Linked DNA regions of Homo sapiens: region 2 is linked to region 1. A link is an interaction called in ENCODE POLR2A ChIA-PET data of the cell type or tissue named here. Cell type or tissue: Panc1. All regions are shown on one strand. Each heading gives the region's core, and the rest is flanking DNA. Links, peaks and the distances in the headings are about the cores only. Region 1 overlaps USP28 (ubiquitin specific peptidase 28). Region 2 overlaps USP28 (ubiquitin specific peptidase 28).

What was found. ChIA-PET counts read pairs that join two places held together with the same protein. Peaks named below come from ENCODE experiments on the same cell type or tissue, not always from the same donor. Only the 100,000 strongest peaks of a DNase experiment are listed, where the experiment ranks them.
Region 2: POLR2A ChIA-PET joins it to region 1 with 7 read pairs; 7 of 35 experiments call an interaction of 5 or more read pairs at or near these places.

The regions. Positions count from the first base shown.
Region 1 is chr11:113,801,720-113,812,962 of GRCh38, forward strand. USP28 (ubiquitin specific peptidase 28) reads right to left here. Exons shown (of 26, transcript NM_001346252.4): 16 at 10,557-10,785; 17 at 7,344-7,535; 18 at 6,579-6,718; 19 at 6,232-6,417; 20 at 4,770-4,865; 21 at 3,149-3,327; 22 at 2,954-3,032; 23 at 2,079-2,158; 24 at 1,439-1,562. Among named protein-coding and RNA genes, the nearest start is that of CLDN25, 28 kb to the left of the region's middle. RefSeq lists a silencer at 4,917-4,966. In Panc1, for the core only: CTCF peaks have their summits at 4,872 (motif pointing right) and 5,073; no DNase peak of the experiment used is centred there.
Region 2 is chr11:113,856,228-113,867,470 of GRCh38, forward strand. The region is part of intron 1 of USP28 (ubiquitin specific peptidase 28); the gene reads right to left. It overlaps LOC124902821 (U7 small nuclear RNA), which reads right to left and starts at 9,086; the gene lies at 9,025-9,086. It also overlaps the pseudogene RNU6-1107P. In Panc1, for the core only: no CTCF peak of the experiment used is centred there; no DNase peak of the experiment used is centred there; H3K27ac peaks cover 646 bases.

The sequences.
Region 1 (11,243 bases), core at 1,088-5,087:
AAGATAAATATCTCTTTAATAACAGTCTAAACAAGTGGTTCCCAAACTTTACTGCACATTGGATGTACTTAGGGATCTTTAAAAACTACTGATGCCTGGTTCCCACTTCTGATAAGCTGATTTAATTAGTGTTTAGATGACCGGGACACTGGGATTTTATGAAAGCTCCCAAAGTGATTCTAATGCTGTAAAGTTTATGACCCATTGGCCTAAACTTGTAAGTCAAGGTCATGCTTAACACCTGTTTCAACCAAAGACCTGTTCACTGGTTGTCTATCTCCTCTGAGCATCAGAATCACCTGCAGAAGACACACTGATGCCCAGGGCCCTTCCCAGGGATTCTGGTTTAATTGCTAGGGAGAGGCCTGAGCTTCACGACTGTCTGAAAGCTCCCTATATGATTCTGATGCACACTAGGGGTTGGGACTCAATAATGGAAAGAGTCTAAATCCCTATAATTGCATTACTTCAGAAGCTGAGTAGGATATTCAAAATGTCAATCTATTTGGTGATTTAAAATATAAAAACATGGCTCTAATAAAATTCAGATCCATCAAACCAACAAGATCCCTTTTCAGCTTCAAAGTGGCCCTGCCACACCTATAACTAATACAGATGTCAAAGTATAAATCAGAAAATAAAGCTATTGAGTATATGTCATGACTTAATCTCACCCATTCGGTATGAACAAGGTAAAGGCAGTGGTAGAAATATTGGCCTGACTTCTGTGAAGGGCAAATTTGCTGGGTATTGGTGAAAACACACACAAGCCCACACTCTGAAGGCAGGCCACCCCTTTACAGTTCTCCAAAGGACACACATCACATAAACCCCTGGGGAGGCAAGGGGATGTAGGTCTGCCTTTCCATGTAGTTATACAGTGCAAATCAGGCCAGGAGAGAGTTAGTCTTCACTAGTATGTGACAATGATGTTATCAGAACAGCAGGACCAATTCTTACAGTTCCTACCTTTATTTTAAAAAAATGGAGTGTCAGAAGTCACTAAAACTTTAAGTCTACCAGCTTAAATGTGAACATGGAAAAAATGCTGCATTCCTTCCACACACATTTATTACATGGTTCCTACATGACAGGCACAGAGGAAATGGCTGAGTGAGAAAAGGATCTGAGCTCAAGGAATTTACAACCTAGTAGGAAAGCAATGTGATAAAATCTATAATGCAGGCATACATGAAGGGCACACAGAGGGATGACTGATTCTCATCTTAACTTCTATCAGTTATCATTGAAGAAGAATGACATTCACTAAAAGTAACTGAAAAAAAACCTGTTCCAATGTAAAACTGTTCATGAGAATTTTGGGGGGAAATCTACAACCTGTTGGAGATAGTCTGTTTTGAAAGCCATATATTTTCCTGGCTTCAAGGAGCAGAGGTAAACAACAAAAAAACCTTAAGGCTTTACAAACAGTACAAACCAGAAGGCATTTTCTTCGGTATAAAGCAATCACGGATTCTTTGACCCCCCGGCGGGGCCCCTTCATCAGCAGGGCAGCATTGCTCTGGTAGGCATATACCAGGTAGGAAAGTGCCTCTTGGTACCTTAGAAAAATGGGAGATAAACAACAGCTGAGTGCTCTTTTACTAAAATCTAGGGCTTAGACCTCACTTTTCCCCATTTCAAGAACCTACTTGGCTGCAATTCTGAAAAAGTGAAGGACCAAAGACCGTAGCCAGTCTCATCTCTTCTACAAATTGGCCTAGCCATCCAAAGCAAATATGAAACTTCCCTAGGCCTCAGGTTTTCCCATCTCTAAAACAAGAAATGCTCACTAGGGTCTATGTCAACTCAAAAATTCATTTTCTGAGTTCATCTTCATTGATCACAAAGACAGCCTGGCACAATATTATCTCGCAGCTAATACATCTAATCATTTGAAGGATGAAAAACCATGTGTGATGTTTAGAGCAAAACCAAAGCACTGCAAGAGAAGAGGCACACTAGTGTATGTGACAAGGGAGGTTATGCATGGCTGTGACTCTTAGTATTCCCAGGTAGGCATCTACAGAGAACAGCATCCTGACTAATAATCTTGGTAAAATAAAAGGCCAACATACTTTCCTTTTTGATAGAGTTCTAGGCCTGTTAGGAGATACACAGACACTTTTCGGAACAAACTATAATCTTCATGCCACTTCTGAAAAAGAATGACGATTATTAATAATCATGATCATAATAGATTGTTAGTGTCCTTCCCATCTAAGTTTTAAATTCATTACAAATATTTACTGAGCACATCTGGCTAGCCACAAAAATAACAAACAAAAGCTTTCAGATAAAAACCTACTCAACATTTAAAATAAAAGTCTACCACTGACCTTAATTTTCAATGTTCTGTTCCTTTCACTTGAGTAACAGAAGTACTTATTTCCTACGAGCTTCGGATTTTATCCTAATTTCTAACAGCTATGTAAAAGATATTCAGCTCTAGCTTAAGTGAATGACCTCTTTAGGACTGGTAAAACCATCCAGATATTGAAAATATGGAAGGACACGGACATTTCTAGTCATACAGAGCAAGTTCAAGTTCAGTAAGTGTGGTGAATACACCTTGGGTGGTACATAACATTGTTTTACATGGGATGCAATTGAAAACATGTGTAGCTATGTATTTTAATGCGTATTTTTAAAACTTTATCATTTAAAACAAACCAAAAGCATGATTTCAAGAATTTTACTGCCTAGGACAAGGCTAAAATAGGTATTTAAGGGAAGTGAAATGTTGACTCACTCTAAATGAAGAATGAAAATAAAGAGACCTGCTATTCTGAGGGCAAGAAAATATCATTTATCCATTCTTTACCAGGATTTTGAGGGGAAAGTGGAAGAACAAGTCAGTTTGTAATAGCACAAAATTGTTTATTTTGCCTCAGGTACCATTTACCTCAGGAATTAATGTTTTTGCTCTATAGACTTAAAGAAAACACTTTACCTTGTACTCTTCCATATTCATGTCATCTGGACCAATTTCCTTCAGTTTCGCTTGAGCCACCTTCATAATGCTGATTGATCTGTGTGGGACAAAGTTCAGAAAGCAATGAAAAGGCACAGGGCAAAACTTCCCCAACAGAGGAGTCCATCTAGCCCAACCCAGACCAAGGGATTCACCTGAATATTCTCTTCTCACCTTTCATCATAGCTAAGATTTTTATCTGCAAACTGTTCCAGAAGGGTTCGTTCTACTACCCTTTTGGGTGCTTCATTTTGGAAAAAGTAGACAAGGACATGCTGAAGTCGAGGATCACTGTGAGAGGTGGGGGTCTCTTTGGCAAGCTGATAGAGCCTGGAGTATTCTTCATGGAATGCCTATTAAGGGCAGAATCAATGGTTAGAAAATAGTGTGCTGTGGGCTTCTGCACACAGAAATTGATGCCTAGGAGCTAGGCAGTCTCTTGACTCTAAAAAGACTTCTAAAAAATTCATATCGAATTACAAAAACAACTATGGAATTTTTAAGTTTCTTGCATTTCATAAGGGATGAAACTCTTTTAGCATTCTGGCACCAAAAACATACTGTACTTTTTTTTTTTTTTGAGACAGAGTATCACTTTGTCACCCAGGCTGGAGTTCAGTGACATGATCACAGCTCACTGCAGCCCTGAACTCCTGGGCTCAGGTGATCCTCCCACCTCAGCCTCCCAAGTAGCTGGGACTACAGGCATATACCACCATGCCCAGTTAATTTTTGTATTTTTGATAGAGATTGGGTTTCGCCATGTTGCCCAGGCTGGTCTCAAACTCCTGAGCTCAAGCAATCCACCCACTTTGGCCTCCCAAAGTGCTGGGATTACAGGCATGAGCCACTGCGCCCAGCCTACTGTACTCTTAAGAAATTCAGTTTTCTCATAAAGTTCTCAGAAAAACAAATATTTAGTTTTAATTGTTATAAAAGGCAGATCCTTGTGTGTCAATGACTTAAACTTAAAGAATCTATACAAATGCAATTTTACTCAAGTATTTTTAAAAACACAGCCTACTTTGTTATGGCCTCAAAATTACAAAGGCACAATCTAACTCAGTGTTACTAACAGACAACTCCTAACAACAACAATGAAAAGCCCTCTAGGCTAGGTGTCACAGAGAATGTTACTGCTAGCCAAGGCTGGGTTAGGGTCAAGAGAAGAGAAGTGAACAGCTTGTTCATCAGTTGGACAGGAAAGGAAGTCTCATATTTCACTTCACAGAAGACTTTTTTTTTATTTTTTGGAGACAGGGTCTCACTCTGTCACCCAGACTGGAATGCAGTGGCACAATCATGGTTCACTGCAACCTTGAACACCTGGGCTCAAGTGATCCTCCTGCCTCAGCCTCCAAATTAGCTGGGACTACAGGTATGTGCTACCATGCCCAGCTAATTAAAAAAAAAAAAAATTCCTTAGTAGAGATGGGGGTCTCACTATGTTGACCCGGCTGGTTTTGAACTCCTGGCTTCAAGCAAGCCTCCCTCCTGGGCCTCCCAAAGTGCTAAATTACAGGTGTGAGCCACTGTGCCCAGTCCTTTTTATTTTTAAAGAGATGGGATCTCATTATGTTGCCCAGGCTGGAGTGCAGTGGTGCAATCACAGTACATTTCAGCCTCCAACTCCTGAGCTCAAGTGAGCCTCTACTTCAGCTTCCTGAGTAGCTGGGACTACATGCACACACCACCACACCCAGCCTTAACCCCATTTTTTCCCTTCTTATAGAATTATTTCCCCAATATTATGATGCCTATATTGTAAGAATTAGAATTTTAAAAACAGAGATACCTTAATCAGCCCTGCTTCAGACCCATCTCGGTCAAAGGTCTGACGGGCTTTAGCTATGGCCAGGATGACCCCTTGCATGGCAGGGCTCAGCATCACCTACCACAAGGGGGCACAAAACACAGAGAGAAAGGAGAGAAGAAAGGTTCAGCAGAAGACTGTATGAAAGCAGGCTGAACAGAGTGCTAAAGGGCAGCAGAGCAGTGTGCTCTTTGGCCAGCATGTATTGCAAGCTGAGTTTCACACACCCATTCCTATGTGCACCCACTGCCTCTGTCCTTCTATATAATGTCAACACCCTGCCCAAGACAAGCTATTCCTACGCTCTATGTTCTAATTCAGTAGGATAAAGAAAGATGTATGCCTAAAAATATCTCCCAATATGGCACTGCTGAAGAATTAAGTTAAATTATAGTTCTCAGAGGGGAAGTGTCTAAGGTCAGAATTCCAATTTAGTTCTGTACTTTGGGTGTATATCTTAAACACACAAATACTTTAGAGTTTTACTAGGATAAACAGTACATTTAAAATAGTCTGGAAACTAGCGACTATACAAATATGACTCCATAAAGTAAAAACTTTTCAAGGACTTTTTTTTTTTTTGGGAGACAGAGTCTCGCTCTGTCGCCCAGGCTGGAGTGCAATGGCGTGATCTCAGCTCACTGCAACCTCCGCCTCCCGGGTTCAAGCGGTTCTCCTGCCTCAGCCTCCCAAGTAGCTGGGATTATAGGTGTATGCCACCATGCCCAGCTAATTTTTGTATTTTTAGTAGAGACAGGGGTTTCACCATGTTGGCCAGGCTGGTCTTGAACTCCCGACCCGAGGTGATCCACCCGCCTTGGCCTCCCAAAGGGCTGGGATTATAGGCGTAAACCTCCGTGCCCAGCCTTGTCAATGATTTTTTTTTTTAAATACCCCACAGAAAAAAAACAGAAATCTGAGAGAGACAGAATTCATTATTGTTTATGTGCAGTGCAACTGAAGAGGAGACAGACAACAAACAACTTGGGGTTCTATAGCTTCTTCCTATAGAATTCCTTTACAATTAAAAATAACTTCAATCCACATTTGTTTAGCTCACTGGACAACTGAAAAATTTATATCTGGAGGTAAAACAATGGACTAATATCCAAAAAAAAGATTCCCTATTTTAAATTAGAAGGCAATCTTTTGTCCATAATACCAAAAAGGGAACTTAATTTTACTTTTCTGAGCCATCTAGACTCTGCAGTGGCCCCATTAAGTATAAGCCTGGGTAGATATACATATGCTGGGAGCGCTATACAATAGAAACATGGCTATCTTTTAAATAATGGTAACTAAGGTCAAAACCAAATAGGCTTTCTTGACAATCATTTTTTGCAACGAGAAAATATCAGCTATTGGCAGATACCTTAATATAGTCACAAGAGAAGGAAATATAAGACTGACAACAAACAACTATATCCTGCACTCATCTCTGTACCTCCTCATCATATCCATCTGCATCAGATCTAACCAGAATCCTTCCCACACTGGGAATCTCGACTTCAGAGACCTCAGAATTAGGCTGGGCAGTAGACTCTGCATCATTAGCCTTTGGGGGCTGTTCTGACTGCTCTGCAAGGTTTGTTTCCTGGGGCATGGGCTTCTTGGGTTCAGCTTCTTTAAGCTGTGGCAGCAGAGTGGGGAGAAAGAGTAAGAAAAAACAGGAGAAATAAATAGGGGTTGGTTAAAGGCAGCAGAGACACAGAATAATAGAAATGTGAGAAAACTGGCCATCGCTGCTGAAAGCCCGGCTCTCCTGAACTTGGGCTTCCCAGTCATTCTCACCTCACTCAGTGCCGCTTCTACACCGCTCTTCTCATAGGCACGGGCTGTGTTTGCAATAGCCTGGGCAGTTTGCTCCTTTACAATCACAGCATGCTCAGACGACAAGCAGCGAACCCCATGAGAAGAGGCTACTGAAGGCTCTGATAAAGAATTGAACAAAGGTCTTAGCATCTAATGATAAATAGTCTAGAACACTCAGATAAAAAGCAAGCAGAATGTATACAGTTTAATATACAACCCTGTTAACACAGCTTTTTACAAAAGCCTATGCAGATTTTCCCTAGAAATTAATAACTATAAGAAATGGCTACTTCAGCAAGAACTCTATTGATAAAGTCTGTAAACTTTGAACCCACAGATGATTCTGTAAAATTTAATGCACTCCCAACTTTGTCATATTTCTATCCATTAAGAAAACTTTCTACAAACAAGCATCTTTTAGGAAGATCACCTTTGGAGAATGGTTTTCATAAAGTCTACCTATTAACCCTATCATAGTTTCTCCCATAACCTGGGAAATAAGCAAAACTATATACACAGTGAAGGTCACAGGTAGTTAGTCTTTCTGATACTGCTTCTGTTCATCAGAAATCACATTCTAATGCCACAATTCATTCCATCAGGTTGTACCTGGCATACCAACTGTATATGAAATATACTGTGAAGACTGTGGCATCACCTAGCCAGCTGAAGGGTATAGGGCTGGCTAGGGGAGTACAGCATGAGATGTTACTGGATCACTGGCATAAATGCCTTCTCAGATACCTTGTGATGTAGAGTAGTCCTGTGATGAGGAGTTGGTGGAGGACTCCATTTGAGGGATTTTGCAAGACTGCTCTTCTTCCCACTCCTCTACTTCCTGCTCAAACCGCCAGTTATCCTCCTGAATGTAATGCTTGAGTTCCACAGATAGGGCTTCCACTTCTGACATTTGATCTGATTCAGTTGGGGCTGCCTCTGAGGAAAAGCAAAGATAGAGTTAAAAGGTCACAAGGAACGAAAACATCCTTTTTAGAAAAGAAGAAAGCAGGGTATTTCATCTTTATCTTACTCCTAACTAAAAATACATGCACATAGAATCCATCAGAAATGCAGGCTGAGTATCTCTTATCCAAAATGATTGGGACTAGAACTGTTTTGGACTTCAAATTTTTTTCATATTTTAGAAAATCTGCACAATTAGTTATAGTTGAGCATCCCAAATCCTAAAATCCAACATCTGAAATTCAAAATGCTCCAATGAGCATTCCCTTCCAGCATCATGTAATGAAAAAGGCTCATAAAGTTTTGTGGATTTTGGAGCATTTGGGATTTTGGATATTCACATGTGGGATGCTCAACCTGTATGGACAATGTAAGGGCAACAATTGATAACAGTGCCTGACATTTAGTAGGCACTCATTAAACATCTGCTAAGTGAATGAATAACACAGAGTTAAAGATATGGAAAGTGGGCCGGGTGCAGTGGCTCACGCCTGTAATCCCAGCACTTTGGGAGGCCAAGGCAGGCCAATCACTTGAGGTAGGAGTTCAAGACCAGCCTGGCCAACATGGTGAAACCCTGTCTCTACTAAAAAAAATACAAAAATTAGTCAAGCGTGGTGGCGCATGCCTGTAATCCCAGCTACTTAGAAGGCTGAAGTGGGAGAATCGCTTGAACCTGGGAGGAGGAGGTTGCAGTAAGCTGAGGTTGCGCCACTGCGCTCCAGCCTGGGAGACAGAGTGAGACTCCATCTCAAAAAAAAAAAAAAAAAAAAAAAGATTTGGAAACTGGTCACTGTCAATCACTGGATATACCAATCATTTCAGGGAAATTCAGAAAATCATTAGAGCCAATAAAAATTTCAAGATAAACAGTTTTATCCATTTAACCACTGCATTTGGCGGATAAGAATGTCCATTTCAAAAAGGTTAGAGATGAATTTCAAGACATTTATACCACCAACTTTCATACAATTCAGTACTATGAGAAAGCAATTTGATACAATGGTGAAATGGTCAATAATACCTGGCTTTAATGGCAAGGATATCAATGACATATAAAATTTCATTTTCTAACCCTGTGACCAAAACAAACAAAAAAAGTCTATAGCAGATTAACACATTCACTTACTGGTTGCCATTAATCAGCCTTTTCACTAAGCAAATGACAGTTTCCACTTGTTTGTTTCTATAATAGAAAAATAAACCATGCATGCAATAACAAGGCTCCTATATATTAACAACAGCTAGTACATTCAAGCAGCTATTCATTCCTTCGCAGCATAAATATACAATTGTGAAGATTACTTACTGTTCATTTATCATTCTCTCCATTCCCTAATCCCCAACCACACTAGCAAATCAGAAAGATAACGTGCTGCCTGGACAGAACACCTTACATGTTTGTTTTTTTTGAGACAAAGTCTCACTCTGTTGCCCAGGCTGGGTGCAGTGGCACGATCTCAGCTCACTGCAACCTTTGCCTCCCAGGTTCAAGCAATTCTCCTGCCTCAGCCTCCCAAGTAGGTGGGATTACAGGTGTGTGCCACCATGCCCAGCTAATTTATGTATTTTTAGTAGACACAGGGTTTTACCATGTTGGCCAGGTTGGTCTTCAACTCCTGGCCTCAAGTGATCCGCCCGCCTTGGCCTCCCAAAGTGCTGGGATTACAGGCGTGAACCACCATGCCGGGGCGATGTTTCCTTACTTACGCCACACAGTAAAGTTTGAATACTACAGGCAAAAGCTTTCTACTATCTTACTTATAAAATGTTCATCATAAGACCTCTCATAGAGGATGTGAAAGAAAGAGAGAATAATGTAAATTGAAAACACCACAGAATTTGGAGAATTGTATTTGAATCTTGGGACTGCCATTTATTGACTATGTGATTACTCAACTTTAGAACCCTTTGGAATCTGTTATCCAGCTGGAAAATGAAGATGACAACATTTTCAAACTCTTTCCCTCCTTTTCACAGCTGTAAGTTCTTAGAGAAATAAAAGTTTGAAAGCATGCTTTAAGAAGTAAAGTACCAATATAAATGATAATTATTATTGCTCTCTGTATGAGTAGTAGTATTACAACAACTGTGAAACTATTCAGGCAAATACACCTGTAAAATTTAGTTATTCTGGGCCCCACAACTGTAATCCCAGCACTTTGAGAGGCCGAAGCAGGCAGATCACCTGAGGTGAGGAGTTCAAAAACACCCTGGCCAAGATGGTGAAACACCGTTTCTACTAAAAATACAAAAATCAGCTGGGCATGGTGGTGGGCACCTGTAATTCCAGCTGCTTGCGAGAGTGAGGCAGGAGAATCACTTCAACCTGGCAGGCGGAGGTTGCAGTGAGCTGAGATTGCGCCACTGCACTCCAGCCTGGGCGACAAAGCAAGACTATGTCTCAAAAAAAAAAGAAAGAAAAAATTTAGTTATTCTCCAAAGGGTGCAAAAATATATGTACTATCAGCACCATAAGATGGGGCAAGAAAAAAAAAAGATGTCACTAAAAACAACAACAACTAGAGAATTAGTCTATCTACGAGTAAATTTTAAAAATACGTATATTCCACACAATGAATTACTATATAGTTGTTAAACAGTTAAGATTCTTTTACTAAAAATATAGAGATTGCTAAATACTCGATTAATGAAAAAGGTTCAGAGTTGAATGGAAAAATAATCTACTTGGGGAAAAGGGGGAGGGGAAGATACAGATAAATAGAATCTAGCATATGTATACAATGTGTCTTGAAGACTACATAAGAAACCTAACATTGTGTACTTGTTGGGAGTGGGACCCATGGTCAAGGAAGAAAGTAGTAAAGCAAACTTGTTTTTCCTTTTCATTTCCTTTTATACTGTCTATATTTTTTAAATCTATTATTATATAATAGTAAGTTGTAAATTTTTTAAAAAGCAGTACAAGACTGTTCTTCTCCCTGAGCAGTACAGATTTTCCCCAATCTATAGATTCTGCCAAGATACTTTTACCTGCATTGAAGTAGGGTAGTTTGTCATTAATGTACATCAGACAGTAAGCACTAACATTTCTCAGGCCTCCATAGGAATCTCTTTCAACTTCTTCCCAGGAAGATTCAGTAACAGAGATGTCATTGTACTTGAGCCAGCTCTGTCGGGGTTGATTATAGATATAGGCCCAATAGTGTCCAGCATTTGCTTGTCCTTCATGAACAAGAACTGCATGCAAGCGATAAGGCACCTGTAAGTCAGAATGTACATTCCCCAGTCAGGTGAAGCAAAGTAATCTGATAAAGTTTAGGTTATTAAGAAATTACTGTTTATGATGTGATTAATGTGGGGTTCATATTAAAACATCTTGTTGATTCAAGATGAAGTCCACAAAAACACAGCCTTGGAATTGATCAATTATGTCTCAGTTCCAAAACCTTGAAAACCAGATCGCTGAACTACATGACCTCTCTGAAGACTCTTTCAACTCTAAACTCCTCAGATCTAAAACCAAACATAACCTAAACATATGCATCCTTCTAATTCAAAACTCTGTTTATCTAAAAATAGAATCACCTTGACCACTCATGCTGAAAATGCTTAGCATATTTGGGACCTACAAAGGTTAGCAGCTATTTTGTTCCATGCCTATTTTATTTGGCAACAAAATTTAAGTTAACATATTTAATTCAGCCACATGCTTCTTAG
Region 2 (11,243 bases), core at 2,647-6,646, 56 kb after region 1:
ACACAAATCACACATAATTTTCTAAAAGATCAACATCAATATACCCAAAAAAGGGTGGAATAATCGAGAGGGGGAATCAGTAGTATATTAATACCAAACTAGCGTCAAGAAGGTAACAATGGGATAATCCCATCTTCATTGGGAATTATTCTGTATAAAAATTAACATTTATGATTCAGAGAAAATAATCCAGTAAAAAGTAATAGCTAACATATACTGCTTACTTTTAGCCAGGTGCTGCTATAAACACTTAGCAAGTATTAACTAATTTAACTCACTGAACCCTCATAACAGACCTATGACATAGGTATTACGCCTGTCCTACAAAAAGCTGAGGCACAGAGAGATTAACTTTACACAAAGTTACTGCTGATAAGGGATGCACTATACCACGCTGTATCTGAGAAGACAAAAAGATAGGCAAGAATACCTATCTAATGCAAAAAAACGCAAATATCTTATTCTTGTATGTTTTATTTATTTTTATTTATTTATTTATTTCTGAGACAGAGTCTCACTGTGTCGCCCAGGCTGGAGTGCAATGGAGCAATCTCGGCTCACTGCAACCTCCGACTCCCGGGTTCAAGCGATTCTCCTGCCTCAGCCTCCCAAAGTGCTAGGATTACAGGTGTGAGCCACCACACCCAGCCTATTTTTATATTTTGACCTTGATCTTTGCACCCTAACAAGTTTATTTTAAAAATCTGCTTGTCCTTATACAATCACAAGTTTGATTACTTAGTAGTGCAATCTGTTCTAAACCAGCTATCATCAGAAGTAGAGAGGTAAATATTACATTTGACTAAATCTAAGGTGCCATCGGTTGAAAACAAAGAAAGGAAAACTGCTGCCACTTGAACTATGACACAATGTCTTCACGGCAGTCCTGGGAGACATATAAATAAGTCACACTAGCTTCTTAAATCTCTGAACTTTTTCATTTATGTTGAGGAATACAGCAATTTCCCCTGCTTCCAGGTGCACTGCTTGGCATGTGATAGGCAATTCTTTCACATATTTCTCGGCAACAAAACTTAACACAGCATAATACATTTATGCTATCTTCCCTTCTGGGTTGCATAAAGCACTTGACTGTAGCTTTGCAAGAAAATCTGAAACTGTAAACATTCCTCCAAAGGTAAATATTTTGCTTCATATAAAATCAAATTTATACCCCGCCATTCTGCTTCCATGCCTTTCTTCATACACAGGTTTTTTGGTTTTTTTGTTTTGTTTTAATCTCAATGTTGAATCACAGTGTAAATTTTTAAGTGACATACGCAATGGCAAGTAAACCATGTGGTACTAACAGACTGTCAACTGTTGTTATAACAATAGTAACAGCTATGACCAGGTTCATACAAGTGCAGACAATGACAACATCACATCTGCTACTTGGATGATAGTAAAAATGTTAAGAACATCTTGATCTCAGAGATCTCAGAATGCCAAATAAATGTGAATCAATGAAATATAGTATCCAAATACTAATTTACTAATTATTTACATTTGACCTTGGATTAAAGTCAGTTACACTGTAATATTACCATTCCTCTTTCTCCATTTTGTAATAGGTAGCAGTGGACATCAATATATCTGGGATAACACAATCAGGAAAGGAAAATAAACTCTTTCGTTTCCTTTTTTTTTTGAGACAGGGTCTCGCTCTGTGGCCCAGACTGGAGTGCAATAGCATGGTACAATCTTAGCTCACTGCAGCCTCGGCATCCCAGGCTCAGGTGACTCTCCCACCTCAGCTTCCCGAGTAGTTGGGACTACGGGTGCCCACCACCACGCCCAGCTAGTTTTCCTATTTTTAGTAGACATGGGGTTTCTCCATGTTGGCCAGGCTGGTCTCAAACTTCTGGCCTCAAGTGATCCACCTGTCTCAGCCTCCCAAAGTACTGGGGTTACAGGCGTGAGCCACTGCACCTGGCCTAGTGACCTTTTTTTAAAGGCTACTGGGTAGAGATGACAACTATGTAAAATAATTTTGTATAGCTCCAACAACAATGTTCTACATGGAAATTCAAATCCAAATTCCTCATCTTGTCATTCAAAGACCATTACCTGATCCCCCCTTAGCCTGTTCCACCTTTTCTCCTCTCAGTTCCTTACTGCAAACTCATTCTCTCATGCATAGACTGTTGCTCCTAAAATCACTAGTAATACCACCTACATTATTAAACTATGGTATGCCAACTACATTCAGGGGTTATATTTGTCTTACCTCCTCCATATGAAGTCCTTCTAAGAACTCTGGCCCATACTGTTCTCTCCCCTTTCTCATCTCCCATGTTAAGGAAATGAATACGCCTGTGACTGAATGTGGCTCCCTGTCTTCACTTGATATTCCTCATCATGTGGTTCTCTAATTGTTTTATTTTATTTTAATTTTTTTTGAGACGGAGTCTTGCTGTCACCCAGGCTGGAGCGCAGCGGCGCAATCTCAGCTCACTGCAAACTCCACCTCTTGGGTTCAAGCGATTCTCCTGCCTCAGCCACCTGAGCAGCTGGGATTATAGGCACCCACCACCACGCCTAGCTAATTTTTGTATTTTTAGTAGAGATGAGGATTCATCATGTTGGCCAGGCTGGTCCCAAACTCTTACCTCAAGTGATCCACCCACCTCGGCCTCCCAAAGTGTTGGGATTACAGGCATGAGCCACCGGGCCAGGCCTGTTCTCTAATTGTTTTAAATATGAAATTCTTGCCTTCTTTAAAGGAAGAATCATGCAGTACACTGCCTAATTTGAATCATCCATAGGACAGTGCTGATAATAATGAGAACTAACATTTATTGAACAACTACTTTAATTTTTTTTTCTTTTTGGAAATGGGGGTCTCGCTATGTTGACCAGGCTGGCCTAACTGCTGGACTCAAAGGATCCTCCCACCACAGCCTTCCAGGTTGTTGGGACTACAGGCACACATCACCATACCTGGCTTAACATATGACAGGAAACAGGCACCTTACATGCATGTAATCCTAATAACAAAGGCAGGCATTGCACACGTTAGGAAATTAAGGTTTACAAAATCTATTTATCATCAAATGACTTGAATTAAAAGCTAAATCAAAGATAGCTATAAAACACATAGCTATTAAGGGTCTAAGTGCTTGCTTGAGCAGTACATTAACTAAAATTGGAACAATACAGAGATTAGCATGGACCCTGTGCAAGAATAACATGCAAATTCATGAAGTGTTCCATAATTTAAAAATAAAAATAAAATGTAAAGAGTATGGTATGAATAACAAATTTCACATGCATTATTTATATACATATACAAATGCTATGACATGACCCAGTCTTGTAAAGATTTAGCTAAAGTTCTTAACAGAACCCGCACTCCAAATCCTCGTACTATATATATATATTTATATAAATATTAATTTTACAGTAACACTAAACCCATCAGGATCCTACCATATTACTAACTCACTTCACCTGAACTTCACAGAAAGAGGATTTAAATATTAACTTCACTCTACCTTGCTATATGTAAAGTACACACCCAACAAGGAGACAAGACAAAGCCTGTACTCCTCTCACAATGAAGTCAAATAACTTGCAAGAGCCAACAGGTTTGCATTTCCTGAGCTAAATTCACATTGTTTTCACAAAACAAAAAGTACTCCCTTTTCTTGCCCAGAGGCAGTAAAGAAAGACAGGCAAACACAAACCTTTACCAGGAAGGAACTCAAGCTTTTTGACCTCACTGCTACTCAGTGGTTTTGGTGCAATCTAGCCCACTTCTCAGGAAGGAGATTTTCTTAGAGCAAAAACAACTCACCCACAATCAGCAATTAACAAGATTATTCAGACACTAAAAACCTTAAGCTATCAAGTTTCTGTAACAATCAATACCTGGCCTGATCCCACAGTAACTAGGTTAAAACTCTCTGATGAAATAATGCAAAATATTTCATTACTAATCGTTAAAACTCCTAATTTAGCATTGTGATGAGAAGCTTTATAGGTTATTCCATTCCTTCAAACAGTGATGCTATTTTCATCATTCTGATGCACATATTTCCTGATATCAATTGTCTAGTCTTACAAAGACATTTCTAAATTTACAACTAAGTAAATAATTAATAAATGTTCCCTTACTCCAAAGAACTACCAAGGTGTGCCTAATAAAATTCCTTCCAAAGCTAAAGATCTGGTTCGCAATTATAAAATAAAACTTAAGTACCCAAGGGAAGCAAAAAAAAAAAAAAGAAAAAACAAAAAACAAAAACAAAACCAACTGAAGAGTCAAAGAAAACATATAGTATCAATGCCAAAAACTCTGGCCAGGTGCAGTGGCTCATGTCTGTGATCCCAGCACTTTGGAAGGTGAAGGCAGGCGGATCACAAGGTCAGGAGTTCAAGACCAGCCTGGCCAATATGGTGAAACCCCATCTCTACTAAAGAAAAAAAAAATACAAAAATTTGCCAGGCATGGTGGCGGGCACCTGTAGTCCCAGCTACTCGGGAGGCTGAGGCAGAGGAATTGCTTGAACCTGGGAGGCGGAGCTTGAAGTGAGCCAAGATTGCACCGCTGCACTCCAGCCTGCACAACAGAGCAAGACTGTGTCTCGAAAAAAAAAAAAATAAGGGCCGGGCTTGGTGGCTCATGCCTGTAATCCCAGCACTTTGGGAGGCCGAGGCAGGCAGATCACGAGGTCAGGAGCCCGAGGCCATCCTGGCTAACACAGTGAAACTCCGTCTCTACTAAAAACACAAAAAATTAGATGGGCGAGGTGGCAGGCACCGGTAGTCCCAGCTACTCGGGAGGCTGAGGCAGGAGAACCTGGCGTGAACCTGGAGGTGGAGGTTGCAGTGAGCCAAGATCGCACCACTGCATTCCACTCCAGCCTGGGCGACAAAGCGAGACTACACCTCAAAAAAAAAAAAAAAACCACCTCTGTCTGGACAACAGAGATGGTTGCTAACCTTTCCAACCTCCATAAAACAAGGAATGGCCCTCAAAAGCCTTGGTATTTTTTCAGTTTTTCTTCCAGCAACAATGCCCTGCTGATCCAATTTATTCATGGAATAGAAACCTAAAGTAGCCATAAGAATATGGCTGTCTAAAAAAGATAAACAGCAGCTTTCTGTGGACACAGCTAAATTCCCTGAAATAGACTACTTGATAATTTTTGTGAATGATGCAAATGTCAGTACATGATGAAAATGCCTGTTTGAGTTTATTAACTGGCTTAAAGTTTTTAAAAACCATTAAAAGTGTTTAAAATTTAGCCACTATTATATCATGTAGAGGGGTTAAAACTGGGACTTAAAAACAAGAAAAAAAAGGAATTAATCATTATTTACTTTTTAAATTTTTTCCATCTCTTTCTTCACATGTACTAAGAGATTCCAATAGTACAAAAGGGTATAAAATGAAAAGGAAATCACCTTCTTCCCGACCTAGTTCTATTTCCCAGGGGCTACTACCATTAACAGTTTCTGTTATCTTTCCCGAAATTGTCTATGCACATGAATATATTTTTTCATATGATACATAATGTCCTATACCTTGCTTTTTCCTTATTTTAGAATACATTAAGACAATATTTTTCATTTCTTTGAATACATGTTCCAACTAAATATGAGAAATGAGGCTGACAAACATATCGAACACATCTCCAAAAATGAAGGAAAATACAATTTTTAACAACATATTGGTAGGGCTAATTGAAAAACTGGGAAAATATCAGGGAAAGATATGAGAAATCAAATTTACATGCTTACAGTTTTAGAAATATAGCAATGGTAAAATTTTAAGTTATTACTAGCTGGGTCTTCGTGTGTAGTTTCTATTTTTAATAAATAACAGAGATTGCTGGGTGTGGTGGCTCACGCCTGTAATCCCAGCACTTTACGGGGCTGAGGCGGGCGGATCACCTGAGGTCAGGAGTTCAAGACCAGCCTGGCCAACACGGTGAAACCCCATCTCTACTAAAAATACAAAAATTAGCTGGGTGTGGTGACAGGTGCCTGTAATCCCAGCTACTTGGGAGGCTAAGGCAGGAGAATGGCTTGAACCCAGGAGGCGGAGGTTGCAGTGAGCTGAGACTGCGCCACTGTACTCCAGCCTGGGCGACAAGAGCAAGACTCTGTCTCAAATAAATAAATAACAGAGATCAGAGAGGTGATGTGGGATTGGATTACAAAGGGTTCTAAATGTCAGGAAGAGTTTAGGTTTGATCTGATGAACAATGGATAATCACTGCAGGCTCCTCAGCAGGGAAGATATACGAAGGAAGAAAAGGCATTTAAGTGGATTAATCTAGCCCACGTGAACAACTGGTTCAACGTGGGATGACACTAGGAAAAGAAAGCTTGAGTTACAGGGCTACTGAGTAAACGAACTGTGACGAGAGAGGCAGGATGCTGGTAGGCAAAACATCAAAGTAGGACATACTCTGAACATCTCAAAGAATGAAGAGAGAAAGCTTAGTCATACATTTGCAATGGATGCCTAAGAGAATGCCATTGCCAATAACATAAAAGGAAACCAAACAATGTGATATACCACACCAACAGAATGAAGGAGAAAAAAAACAATGGTCACCTTGATTGATACAGAAAAACATCTGACAAAATCCAACACACATTCATAATAAAAACAATCAGAAAACTAGGAATAAAAGGTAATTCCCTCAACATGATACAGGGCCTTTATAAAAAAACCAAGAGTTAAGATCATATTCAATGGTGAAAGGCTGAAAGCTTTACCCCTAAAATCAGGAACAAGACAAAGATGCCCACTTTCACCACTGCTATTCAACACTGTACTGGAAGTTTAAGCCAGAGCAACCAGGCAAGAATAAAAAATAAATGGCACCTAAATTATAAAGTATAAAAAAGTAAAACAGTATTCACAAAATGACATGATCCTATATATACAAAATCCCAAAGATTCTGCAAAAAAGTTACCAGAGCTGGTAAACAAATTCAGCAGCTTCAAGGTAAACAGGCAAAATTCAGTTGTGTTTTTATAAAACAGCAATAAGAAATCAAAAAGGAAATTAAAAAAAAATTACATTTACAATAGCATCCTAAAGAATAAAATACTTAGGAATAAATTTGACCAAAGAGGTAAAAAACCTGGGCCGGGCGCAGTGGGTCACTGCTGAGGCTGGGTGCGATGGCTCACACCTGTAATCCCAGCACTTTGGGAGGCTGAGGCGGGCAGATTGCTTGAGCTGAAGTGTTCGAGACCAGCCTGAGCAACGTGGCAAAACACATCTCTACAGAAAACACAAAAATTAGTCGGGTGTGGTGGCGCGTGCCTGTAGTCCCAGCTTCTCAGAAGGCTGAAGTGGGAGGATTGCTTGAGCCCAGAAGATGGAGGTTGCAGTGAGCCAACATTGTGCCACTGCGCTCCAGCCTGGCAACAGAGTGAGACCCTGTCTCAAAAAAAAAAAAAAAAATTAGGCCGGGCGCGGTGGCTCACGCCTGTAATCCCAGCACTTTGGGAGGCTGAGGCGGCCGGATCACAAGGTCAGGAGATCGAGACCATCCTGACTAACACGGTGAAACCCTGTCTCTACTAAAAATACAAAAAATTAGCCGGGCATGGTGGCCGGCGCCTGTAGTCCCAGCTACTCGGGAGGCTGAGGCAGGAGAATGGCATGAACCCGGGAGGCGGAGCTTGCAGTGAGCCGAGATCGCGCCACTGCACTCCAGCCTGGGCGACACAGCGAGACTCCGTCTCGAAAAAAAAAATTGCTGGTCACGGTGGCTCACGCCTGTAATCCCAGCACTTTGGGAAGCTGAGGCGGATGGATCACCTGAGGTCAGGAGTTTGAGACCAGCCTGGCCAACATGGTGAAACCCCCATCTCTACTAAAAATACAAAAAATTAGCCAGGCATGGTGGCATGTGCCTGTAGTCCCAGCTACTCGGGAGGCTGAGGCGGGAGAATCCCTTGAACTCCAGAGGTGGAGGCTGCAGTGAGCCAAGATCTCACCACTGCACTCCAGCCTGGGCAACAGAGTGAGACTCTGTCTCAAAAAAAAGGTAAAAAAACTGATGAAAGAAGTTAAAGACCTAAATAAATTGAAAAACATCCAGGTTCATGAACTGGAAAACTGTACTAGTCAGAGTTCCCCAGAGAAACAGAAGCAAAAGGAGATAAATATAAGAGGTGAAATTTATTATAAGGAATTGGCTCACATGACTGCGGAGACTGAGAAGTCTCAAGATCTGCAGTTAGCAAGCTGGAGAACCAGGAGACCAGCGGTGTAGTGTTAGTGTAAGTATGAGACCCAAGAACCAGGAAAGTTGAGTGTGTAAGTTCCAGTCTGAGTCTGAAGTCCTGTGAACCAAAAGAGCTGATGGTTGTCTAAGTTCCAGTGCCAGGACCAAGGAAAATCAATGTCCCAGCTCAAGTAGTCAGGCAAGCAAAGTTTCCTCTTACTCAGCATTTTTGTTCTATTCAGGTCTTGATTGAATGAGGCCCACTACCCACATTAGGGAGTTCAAACTGCTCTACACAGTCTACTGATTCAATGTTAATCTTATCCAGAATCACGCTCACAGACACACCTAGAATAATGTTTGACCAAATGTCTGCATACATACCTCATGGCCCAGTCAACTGACACATTAACTTAACCATCATGAAGACAGTATTGTTTTTTGGAGATGGGGTCTGTCTCTGTCACCCAGGCTAGAGTACACCTCAACCTCCACCCTGTAAGCTCAAGCGATCCTCCCTCCTCAGCCTCCCAAGTAGGTGGGAACACAGATGTGTGCCATCAAGCCCAACTAAGATTTTTCATATTTTCGGTAAAGGTGAGGTTTCACCACGTTGCCCAGGCTGGTCTTGAACTCCTGAGGTCAAGCAATCCCCCCCGTCTCGGCCTCTTCCCAAAGTGATTACAGGCGTGAGGCACTGCGTCTGGCCACGAAGACTTAATACTGTGAAGGTGGCAATACTACTCAAAGCAATTCAAAAGTTCAATGTAATCCCTATCAAAATTCCAATGGTCCTTTGTGTGTGCGTGTGGCTGGGGGTTGCGGGGAACTCTAGTGAAAACCAGAAAACCTGCTAGACAAATTCTAAAAGAGCTGCAATGCTTTGGCCTTTCTTGCAGAAACAGAAAAGCTGATCCTCAAATTCACACAGAATTTCAAAGGACCTGGAAGAACTAAAACAACATTGAAAAGAAGAACAAAGTTGGAGGACTCACACTTCTTATATCAAAACTTAGTATTAATCCAAAGCTACGGTTATCATAACAGTGTAGTACTGGCATAAGGACAGATATATAGACCAACAGAATAGAACTGAGAATCCAGAAATAAACTCGTATCTGTGGTCAACTGATTTTCAACCAGAGTGCCAACACCATTTGATGGGGGAAAAATCATGTCTTCAACAAATGGTATTGGTACAACTGGATATCCACAGCAGAAGAATCACACTGGACCCCTACCTCACACAATACACAAAAATTCCTCAAAATGGATCAACAACCTAAATAAATAACTAAAACTATAAAATTCTTAGAACACAGAGATAAGTCTTCATGACCTTGGATTTGTCAATGGATTCTCAGCTATGACACCAAAAGCACAAGCAACAAAAGAAAAAAATAATAACACTTTTGAGCCAGGCATGGTGGTGTGTACCTGTAGTCCCAGCTACTTGGGACACTGAAGTGGGCTGATGTACTTTTCTGCATCAAAGGGCATTATCAAGAAAGTGAAAAGACAACCGGTATACAAATTCAAGAAATAAACACATACATCAAGAAATCCAACAAGAAATATACAGTGCTGGCCGGGCACGGTGGCTCATGCCTGTAATCCGAGCACTCCGGGAGGCCAATGTGGATCACCTAAGGTCAGGAGTTCAAGACCAGCCTGGCCAACATGGTGAAACCATCTCCACTAAAAATACAAATATTAGCCAGGTGTGTTGGCACGCGCCTGTAATCCCAGCTTCCTGGGAGGCTGAAGCAAGAGAATCACTTGAACCCAGGAGGCAGAGGTTGCAGTGAGCCGAGATCAGACCACTGCACTCCAGCCTAGGTGACAGAGCCAGACTCTGTCTTGGGGAAAAAAAAAGAAAAAAGAAATACACAGTGTACAAATTATCAAGAAAGTGAAAAGACAATGGGAGAAAATACTTTTAAATCATTTATCTGGTAAGAGTCTAGCATCTGGATGATATAAAAAACTCTCTTTGAACTCCCTTTAAGTCAACAACCAAAAAACGAGACAACCCAATTCAAAAATGGACAAAGAACTTAAAAAGATATTTCTCCAAAGAAGATATATAAATAGTCAATAAGTTTATGAAGACACTTAACATTAGCCATAACATTAACATGGCCAAATCAAAATCATGATGAGATGCCACTTCACACCCATTAGGATGACTGTTATCTAACAAAAACAAAAAATAACAAGTGTTTGATGAGAAAAGAGAAAAACTAGAACCCTTGTGTATTGCTGGTGGGAATATAAAACTTCCCCAGCAACCTTGGAAAACAGTCTGGCAGTTCCTCAAGAAGTTAAACATAGAATTACCATATGAGTCAACAATTCCTTCTAGGTATATACCCAAAAGAAGGGAAAACAGGTACTCAAATACAAGTATATGAAAATTCATAACAGAACTATTCATAATAACCAAAAGGTGTAAATAACTCAAATGTCCGTCAATGGAAGAATGGACAGGCAAAACATATCTATACATACAGTGGAATATTACTCAGTGATTAAAATGAAAAACTCATACATGCTACAACTTGAACAAATCTCAAAAACATTACAATAAACGACAGATGCCACACATAATAGGTCACATATTGCATGATCCATTTACATGAAATCTCTCTAATACGTAAATCTAGAGACAGAAAGTAGATTGGTATTGCCAGGGGTGGAGGGCATGGGGGAATAGGGAGTGACTGCTTAATGGTTACAAAGTTTTCTTTCAGGGTAATGAAAATGTTTTAGAACTAGACGGAATTGGTGATTGCACAATATTGTGAATATATTAAATGTCACTGAACTTGTACACTTGAACTTTTTTTTTTTGGAGACAGAGTTTTACTCTTGTCACTCAGGCTAGAGTGCAGTGGCATGATCTCCGCTCACTGCAACCGCTGCCTCCCGGGTTCAAGTGATTCTCCTGCCTCAGCCTCCCAAGTAGCTGGAATTACAGGTGCTCACCACCACATCTGGCTAATTTTTATATTTTTTAGTAGAGACGGGGCTTCACCATG